Linked DNA regions of Mus musculus: region 1 is linked to region 2. A link is a loop called in an ENCODE intact Hi-C map of the cell type or tissue named here. Cell type or tissue: heart. All regions are shown on one strand.

The links. A loop is a pair of places that touch in the nucleus more often than their neighbours do. Peaks named below come from ENCODE experiments on the same cell type or tissue, not always from the same donor. Only the 100,000 strongest peaks of a DNase experiment are listed, where the experiment ranks them.
Region 1: a loop joins it to region 2, with 2.8 times the contacts of the local background. A loop is called at or near these places in 2 of 42 quality-filtered maps.

The regions. Positions count from the first base shown.
Region 1 is chr12:15,539,632-15,544,631 of GRCm38, reverse strand. No RefSeq gene overlaps it. Among named protein-coding and RNA genes, the nearest start is that of Gm40287, 64 kb to the left of the region's middle. In heart, no CTCF peak of the experiment used is centred here; no DNase peak of the experiment used is centred here.
Region 2 is chr12:15,719,458-15,724,457 of GRCm38, reverse strand. It overlaps Gm40287 (a long non-coding RNA gene), which reads right to left. Exons shown (of 6, transcript XR_872503.1): 4 at 3,507-3,598. Among named protein-coding and RNA genes, the nearest start is that of Mir6387, 79 kb to the left of the region's middle. In heart, no CTCF peak of the experiment used is centred here; a DNase peak (open chromatin) is centred at 2,107.

The sequences.
Region 1 (5,000 bases), 180 kb after region 2:
TTAAAGAGATCACGGCCAAGCAGCTTCCAAGCATGGAAAAAGGAGGTAATCAAATTGGCTCATATCCCAGGAAATGGTGAGGTCTATTTACTGAACAATATGAGTTGGCAGAAAGGAGCAGTTTTATATCCACACTTGTGTGTGTGTGTGTGTGTGTGTGTGTGTGTGTGTGTGTGTGTTTGTGTGTTGTGTTGGGGAATCCAGATATTCCATGGAAACAGAAGCTTAATTGGTTTTCCTGAGAAACTTCCTTGGTCAGTGATCCCTTCTACTCAGGGAAGCTTAGTTCCTGGTCTCTTTCACGTTACATGGTAGAAGCCCATGGTGCTTACTCCCTCATGGTGTGCTTTCACATTGCCATCCTTGGGGACAATTTTTAGAAACTCAGGACAGTCTCCTTAAATGTGCCAAGAAGCAGCACAAAGATATGCACAATGTGGGTGGCAATGGTCCAAGGGCCTTCAGTAGAGTGTAGCCAACAAGGTTTTGATAAGTGGCCAGTTATCTGACCTTGATGAACATCAGCTGCCTTGTCTCTACATGATTCTGGCTTTTGGTAATATCAGCAAGATGACTACCATCTTTGTGAGTCTTTAAATATTGTGCAAGTGCTCAGTGAGTATTCATATTAACAAACAAAAACTTTTCTCATCACATATCAATTGATATTCAAGTGCAAACTATTTATGAACATATTTTGGATATAATCATCATATACACACTCTGAATTCATTCCATATTGAACAGGTTCTGTACAAAGTGAGACTCCATAAGGGAAAATCTATGTGTTCTATATAGTCAATGACTTGTTTCCCTCTATGCCTCATCCTCTCTTAGACTGACTGAAAGTAAACCAGTGACTCTTGCTATGAAATATGTGATATGACATGACACTCTCAGAAGAATCATTTCACCAGGACTTGCACATGCTAGTGAAGAATGAAGCTGTACATTGGCTATGGTCTGATGAATAGTTCTTGCCCATATGGCAAGTTTCTCTATTCTCTCTATACCAGGGGTTCTTAACCTTCCTAATGCTGTGAACCTGTAATAGAGTTCCTCATGTTGTAGTGCCCCACAACCATTTTCACTGATACTTCATAATCTTGCTGGTACTATGACTTGTAAATGTTTTTGGGAGTAGAGGTTTACCAAGGGGGTCCATTAGGCTACACAGTTCTGAGATGACAATACAACATTGGAGAAGAATCCTAAGAGTCACTCTTTGCAACCAACACAGTGATCTATGGAATTATAGTAAGGCATTGGGAGATTTTCAATAACTAGTGAGAAAAATATAGTCCATTTAACAAAACTGCATACTTACTAGCAAGAAATTCCAGTAAGAGGGAGATGGCAAACTGACTTAGGAAGGCTATGTGAACCTGTGTTTAGCGTTGTCAGTGAATGCTCTTTTAGATAGTCACTTTTGACAACTTGGGTCTTGAGGACTGCTTGTTATGAGAGAAGAATGACACTTCAGGACCATTCTATGGAGAGCTAGGTCAGATGAAAGTCCACGAATATGGCCTGTGAATATGCTGTGTCACTGGGGGTACTTCAATGCTCAGAGTTTGTGAGTTGGAAGGGAAATGGCACCTTGGTGGTGGCTATGATTTGGTGATTGATGGCTTATAAGCAAAGGAATCAAGTGATTGGATTAGTGTCTTATAAATTGTATTTTAGTAATATTACTAGGAAAATCAGTACATGGGGAATGTGTAGAAAGAGGAAGCAAGTACAATCGTGACTTCTTACCCACCTCAGCTCTGGAAATCATGCCCAAGCCAAAACATCTTTAAAGTGGAAATGGTCAGGTCAAGGCCATGGACAAAACACTCGGCTCATGTTATTCAATAGCTGCTTGGAAATTCAGAGCATGAGTCACATTCATTACTGGAAGGACTTTCCACAGTGATGTTTAGGAACATTTATACATAATTTGTTTAGGAGTTCAAAGGGTGCAATAGTTGGAAGAATGGCTGCCATCCACAAATTTGTCCTAATGGGTGAATTTCAGCATCTTGGAAATGTTATAAGTCGAGAATGAATCACTAGAGTTAACTGATCATTTGCTGGACCAATCTGGTATGCTGTTGACAGGCAGATGCAGCCAGTGGTGCCTGGTTTCTGTGAATATGTGGGTTTGCTATCTTGCTACTTCTCAAGTATCATTTTGGGTTCTGATATCTTTTGAATGAATAAATGAGTGAACTGGATCAAGTGAAAGGTACATTACTACAATCTGTTAAAGAAAAGCCAACCCCTGTGCCAAGACCGGAAGAAAAGTCTCCCAGGGAATGAGCCAAAGTCACCATCTTTGCTTGGGAAAATGTGGCCAATAATTATATCTGAACTGTGAAATAGAAGGTTTTTTTGTTGTTGTTGTTTTTGGTTTTTTTTTTTGGTTTTTGTTTGTTTGTTTGTTTGTTTTTGTTTTCTGCCTCATGTTGGCAGAGAGGTTTCGACCACATGTGTTGTATATTGGTTAGTGGTAGACACTAGTTAATCTTGCTTTTATTTTCTTGCACTGATCACAAGGATTTTTATTTCACTCTACTAGAAAGTTATGAGAGGGGCACCATTGTCCTCAGAGATACTAATGTGAATTTGGGACAGATGATAACAAAAACCTGATCTTTGAGCAGGAGAGATGTAGACAGTGAGTGCATTGAAGCTGTAGCGCTGGTATATGATTGATTGATTGATTGATTGATTGATTGATTTTACCTTCAGGTGATGGGGTTGGATGTTAGGTGGCCTAGTGAACTTCCAAGACTTCAACATGGTGACTTAGCAAAACATTTCATAGGATTAAAGGTTATGTCCCATGGTAGGAGGCTGTGGCATGTATAAGGTTTGAGAGCCATTGTTTCTGGTGGGAGAAACCAGCTGACCTTAGTAAGTCCAGCATCATGCCTGAATTATTTTATGCTTGAGTCTGCATAGAACTGCTTATGTTTGTTTTCACACATAAAACTGCCATACTTATCTGTTTGATTTTGATTTAAAAACTCCATTCTCTTGATTTCTGACAAAAACATGAAATATAAAAGGGACAACAATTTTAAAAATCTGTCCAACTAAATGTGCCATCCAATCAACTTTCCTTCCTGCCAGCATTTTCCCTACCAGGGGACTGTACTAATATGGACAGTTTTGCCAATCAACAATTTGGTGTTTTCTATGTGATCCAGTTATGTAGTTGAATAAAAAATGTCCTCACATTTACTGCTTCTTAGGGAGACAGAAGTCTATGTTGACTCTTCAAGCTGCAGTTCTTTTCTTTAAGAACACGAGTAATTTCATTTTGATTCCATTACTGTGAAGAAATGCAGGGATGTGTTAGGTTCTTTCAGTTGTAGAATATTCAATGTGGACTCAGAAAAACCTCTTATCTATAAAAAGGTCAGAAATCAATTTTTCTCTGTTGAGTTAAGATGACTGGAGATTAAGACAATTGGTTGTCAAGTACAAAGGTAAACTTTTCCATCATGCAAATTTGGAGAACAACTTGGAGAAATAGCTTTTTAATATAATGGTCAGTCGTGTGGATCTCTCCAGAACAACCCCTCCTCCCTCCTGCTCTGTTGACTCCTGTTGGATTTTGAGTTGATCATCCAAGGATACCCATTGATGATCCTAGGTATCATATTTGCCAAAAGTGTTAAAACAGATGGGGAAATAACAAATCAAAACAAAAAACAATCCCAAACAAAGAAAAAAATCCAAACAGGTTTATCAAGGAGGACTAATGCCACATAATGTTGCAAGAGACATTTATCTCTTTGACTTTTGTGACATCTTCTCCACCTTACTGTTTAATCTCAGTCCATTCTTGTCTTCTAAGCCATTGTTTCTTAAACTGGGTCATAACCTCATATAAGGTCATGTAATTGAATGTTTGTGTGTGGGAATGGGTGGGTGTCACAAAAGTTGGACATCAGCAAAATATTTCTGTATATGTCATAAACAAAATCAATTCCAAATGAAATGCATAATTTGACAAGGTTGTGGCAGTAATCCTCCATGCTTAATTGTGTGAAATCACTCCACACAGCACATGCACTTTGCATGACACATGTTGTCATATTGATAAGTGGATATTAGCCCAGAAGCTAGGAATATCCAAGATACAATTCACAAAACACGTGAAACTCAAGAAGAAGAAAGACCAAAGTGTGGATACTTCAATCCTTCTTAGAATGGGGAACAAAATACCCATGGAAGGAGTTACAGAGACAAAGTTCAGAGCAGAGACTGAAAGAATGACAATCCAGAGACTGCCCCACCTGGGAGTCCATGCCATAAACATCCACCAAACCCAGACACTATTGTGGATGCCAAGAAGAGCTTGCTGATAGGAGCCTGCTATAGCTGTCTCCTGAGAGGCTCTGCCAGTGCCTGACCAATACAGAAGTGGATACTCACAGCCATCCATTAGGCTGAGCACAGGGTCCCCAATGTAAGAGCTAGAGAAAGGACACAAGGAGCTGAGGGGTTTGCAGCCCCATAGGAGGAACATCAATATGAACCAACCAGTACCCCCAGAGCTCCCAGGGACTAAAGTACCAACCAAAGAGTACACATGGTGGAACTCATGGCTCCAGCTGTGTATGTAGCAGAGGATGGCTTTGTCGGTCATCAATGGGAGGAGAATCCCTTACTCTTATGAAGGCTCTATAACCCAATATAGAGGAATGCCAGGTCCAGGAAGAGGGAGTGGGTAGGTTTGTGAACAGGGGGAGGGGAGAAGGGATAGGGGCTTTTCAGAGGGGAAACTAGGAAAGGGAATAACATTTGAAATGTAAATAAAGAAAATATCTAATAAAAAAGAAAATTAATGAAGATACTCTGAGTCCTACAATATCAACTATTCAGCCAAGATTTATTTCTTATGTGGAAATAAACAATCACAGACGTTTCATTAGTGTGAAAAAAATGCTTTTGTCTTTATAAATTTTGTGTCAACTTTTGTGTATATGAAGAGTAACTTTAAA
Region 2 (5,000 bases):
CAATTCCTTAGTATTTAGTATTTACTATTTTTTACACTTAAAAACCTTCTTACCTTTCTTACATAAGAAACTCATAGATGCCCTGTGACCTATTAAATGTTTATCTAATATTTGTAAAAACATACTTTTGAAAGGAAAAAATAGAATTATGTATGATTAGATTCAGAGAGAAATCTGCTTTTGAATCTTCATTATATTGTGTCTAAAAGGAGGGATCGGGTCATTGCTGATCCTGCTAATGAACTTGAAAGGCTAAGAGAATGGGTATAGACCAATCACAAGTCATCTATCATAGACTAATGATTCTCACAATGGCCTCTAAGATGGGGGTGGGGTTGGGGTGGGGAGCTGTAAAGGCTTTGTGGTTGCTAGTTAGGGTTCAATTCACTTTAATTCCATGTCACTAGAATTTATTTTTTTAAATCTGTTTATTTATATGTATTTTTATAATTGTTTATATTTATATCTTTAGTTATGATTTTTTTTGATAGCTTCCTTCTCTTTCTGTTCTCTATTAGTTCCTTCACATCCCGATTATTCTCCCCCTTTCACTATGATCCCCCTCCCACAGTTCATGCTTTTTTTAATATTTTTTTGGTACCCGCTGATTTTAACTAGGACCATCTGTGCGGCAATGAGTCTGGAGCTAGCTGTTAAATCCTGATGGGCTCAGACTTGCTTCCTAACTGTCTCTTCCCAGGAACCAATCGGTTGACAGCAGTTGAAGAGGAAGCTTTAGGGCCTCAGGAGCCCCTCTGCCCATGTGGGTTTTGACAGGTTTTGCAGGTCTAGTGCTATGAGATCATGTCTGCAGTGGCTGGGTCGTGTCCTGAGGAGAACGCTCTGTGTCTCTTCTCCTCAGTTTCTGGCCCCCACATTCTTTCCATTCCTTCTTCTGCAATATTTCTGAGCCTCAGAGGGCATGACATAAATGTCCTGTTTCAGGATAAGTACTCATCCATTATTTATTCAAAATACCTTCAGCACCCCAGTCTCTTCTCTCACTGTTGTTCACTTCAAAGAGACGTTGTTGGATTAAGAATAAAAACAGCATCTGTCTATGGATACAAACAATTAACCTGCAATATGATGCCCTGTCATTTTAGCTTATCAATAATAGGGAGGTCAGCCTTAGGACCAACAACTTCCCCAGCTTGGATGTTTGATCTAGTTTATAGCACCAAGTATGCATTCACTCTCGTGGGTCGAGCTTCACCTTAACAGAATGTAATAAGATGAGGGGTCAGAGCTATGTTTTAAAACAATGTATAGCGCCAGACGGTGGTGGCGCACACCTTTAATCCCAGCACTTGGGAGGCAGAGGCAGGCGGATTTCTGAGTTCGAGGCCAGCCTGGTCTACAGAGTGAGTTCCGGAACAGCCAGGGCTATACAGAGAAACCCTGTCTCAACCCCCCTCCCCCAAAAGAAAGACCAATGAAATGAACAGTTATATTTGAATGGCAGGAATTATTTTACCTGAGAATTTTAATCTTTTGGGGGTGATAACAAGATGAGACAAAGGACACTTATCCAACTTCACTGAGCCGAAGCCACCCTCAGTGGTCCTGACTTTTCTAAGCAGAAGCACAGAAAGAGCTACTGGAAAAGACAGAGAGTATCTTGTATGCCCTAGAGAGCTTTGAGGTCAATGAATGATGTTCAGAGAAAGTCAGGCTTAGAGTCTACTTTAAAAAGAGAGACTTTGCGAATTCTGAGTCATAAAATCATGGAGTGATTTGAAGGCAGTGAACAACCTTATGATTACTGGAGTTATGCAGAGGAAGCCTAGGCAGGTTTCATGAGGCTATTTGTGTAGAAAATAGAAGGTCAAATGGGTCATCATATTAGATGGCCTTTCTGATTCCTTCTGGATCTTCCTGAAGCATTGATTTGGCATCTATCTTCTATTTCCCAAACAGAGAGTTCAGGGGCTTCCTGGATCCTTCCTGGAGAAGTACTTTGGGATTTACACAGGAGGAAATTACACACTGTGCAGTTTCCCGAGACTCTCAGAGTCTCAGGACTTGTTAGTGCTGTGAACCCTTAAGGATATCCCCAATTCTGGGCACATAGACATGATTAGCTAGTGACAGATCAGTGCTCTGTAGGTCTCCTCAAAACCTTCAGGAATTCCATGTGACCTACAGCCTGTTCTCTGGCTGTGTTGGGTTGACCAAGGTCTGTCCTGACTTTAGTTTGTATTTCACAGTTTTCTGCCCTAGAATAAGAACGGAAACAGGAGGCTTACCATGTGTGGCCTATGTCTCCCTCTCCCTGTCCCTGTCCCTGTCCTCCCTGTCCTCCCTGTTTCCCTCTCCTCCCTGTCCTCCCTGTCCCCCCTGTCCTCCCTGTCCTCCCTGTCCTCCCTGTCCTCCCTGTCCTCCCTGTCCTCCCTGTCCTCCCTGTCCCCCCTGTCCTCCCTGTCCTCCCTCTCCTCCCTGTCCTCCCTGTCCCCCCTGTCCTCCCTGTCCTCCCTGTCCTCCCTCTCCTCCCTGTCCTCCCTGTCCTCCCTGTCCTCCCTGTCCCCCCTGTCCTCCCTGTCCTCCCTGTCCTCCCTGTCCTCCCTCTCCTCCCTGTCCTCCCTGTCCTCCCTGTTTCCCTCTCCTCCCTGTCCTCCCTGTCCTCCCTGTCCTGCCTGCCCTCTCTCTCCTCCCTCTCCTTCCTCTCCTCCCTCCCCCTCTCCCTCTCCTTTCATCTGACATCTGTTCACTAGGCTCATATTCCTCCAGGTAGGCTCCCACACATAGAAGAATCTCCTCTGGTGCAACTTCCTTTAACTTCAAGAAAGCAGGAAAACAAATTTTAGGTTGTCATCTCTTGGGTTGCCATTTGGAAAAACTGGGTAAACTGCATCCTGTTTATTCAGAAGAACAAGTGGGACATTATCCCAGCCATGTGCAGAGCACAGCTAGGGATGAGGGCCTGGATGGGAGCAGCAGGTGGGCCTGTGCTCCAGTTGTCCCACTGGCTAGCCAGAGGTGAAAGTTGCCATAACTCAGCTGAACATCTCCAAAACATGAGATTTCAGATGGCTCCTAAAGTGCACTGTGGCTCCCAATACTCAAACTGGATGGCAGAGGTACAGAAAAGTCACCCCCCTTGCCCAAGAGCACAATCATTTACTTCTGGTAGTATCTTCTCATATGGGACAAGGAAACTGTGATGGCTGGCTGGTCAACAGGGCCCTCTAAAAACTGATTGACATCTTCAGTATTTTCAGGGCTTCCGTTCTGTTCCTCTAGTCATTTATATGGCATAGTTAGTATTTGTAGATTCTTCTTGGTTCCTCTGCTGGTTTATGAGCCTTTTAGTTGCTTCGTGACTACAACATAACAACACGTACCACTGTATCGTGATAGGGCAGACCCAGTGAACAAAAGCATGTTCCACGAACAGCAGTCAACCTTGACCTCGTGCATTTGACAGCTTCATTTTATTTCATTTTACAGTGGAGCCAGAAAATGCTTTCTTTTGACCAGTTCCCACATCTACCCCGACTGTTTACCTTCCATCTCTGTTTCAGAGGAAAAGCACAACTGTGCCATGTCCATGATTCCTGGAGGTTGTTTCCAATATGTTAGCTCAGCTCCCACTGCTCTGTAGCAACAGAAATGAAGCTGGTTTAGAGGGAAGGGGATAACTATGCCCCTATATGAAATAATATCTGGAAGTATTAAAAAATAAAAGTAAAGGCAGAGTTTATTTTGCAATCCCAGCTCTGCCCGTGCTTCATTATTCCACCTTGGGAAAGTGACTTCTTTGGTTGTACAAAGGGAGTGCAAAGTTTTGTTCTGAGGGTCATGACACCCAGGGTTAGGGCACAGTGGCTGAAGAGATCATATTTTAATGCAACTGAATCAGTAACTGCAAGTATTCTGCCTGTAAAGTTGATATATCTTGTAATTCAGATGAGTGAGAAATCATGAGCGTTGTGGAGCTACAACAACCCTGTCCCTTAGAGGACTTGTTACCATGCTCACGATAGATTGTGTCAAAGCATGTTTTCAAGTTCAGGTTGCACTGGGCCCAATGAGTCATTAATTTCATGGAGTTCAACTTCCTCTTGTGCTTACACAGAAAGAGAGTTGAACTGGAGGCCGCTAGGGCTGTTTCTCACTCTGGTCTGTGTGTACTAGGGTGGCTTAGAGTAACTTACTGTATGGTGTGCCAGATCCTTGAATAAACCAACGTTTCTTTTGCCATGGTCAATGACTGGCTATTAAGGAGCTACGCCTACAACAGGAGTAGAAATCAAGATACATACCCCTCCACCCTACGGGGAGAGAGAGAGAGAGAGAGAGAGAGAGAGAGAGAGAGAGAGAGAGAGAGAGAGAGAGAGACCTTCTGTGTTACACAAGGAACCAGTGAGCAAGAGTAGAACCAGAACCCTAGCCCTCTCAAGGCAGCTGCTATCACCTTAAGTTCCTTTTTCCCATCTAGGGACTAAGTCTTATGCATCTAAGATTCCCTGAAGATACAGGAGAAGTTTCATATATTAACATTCTTTTTTTTTTTTTTACTTCAAGAAAGGAAAAAAAACCTACATCAGAAGTGTAAAATAGAAGCAAGTGAGTTCTATTTTTAAAAAACTGGACATCTAGATCTCCCTGAAAATCTCTACATCAAATACCAGCAAGGAAGGGAGTGGGACTGTCATCTCTGTGTTGTGCATGCTCAGGAAAGAGGCTTCATTCTTTAGAACTATCTTCCTCATCTACTAAAATCAAAAGACAAAAATGGCAATGGACCACTAAGGCCTGGCTTCTCTGTCCTTCTACCTGTTTCTGTTATCCTGTCCTCTGCCACTCCTCCTGGGTGGGATGGAGGTCCTGAAAGATGGAAGGGTTTCATTACCTTAATGGTGAAAGAGTCTCATCAGTGGAAAGAAAGACATAAAGATGAAGTATTATTAAACTAGGTCACATGCAGTATTTCTATTCACCTGCCTGAAGGGACATTTTCTTTATTTCACGTGCAGGGGACACTGGAACATAGGGAA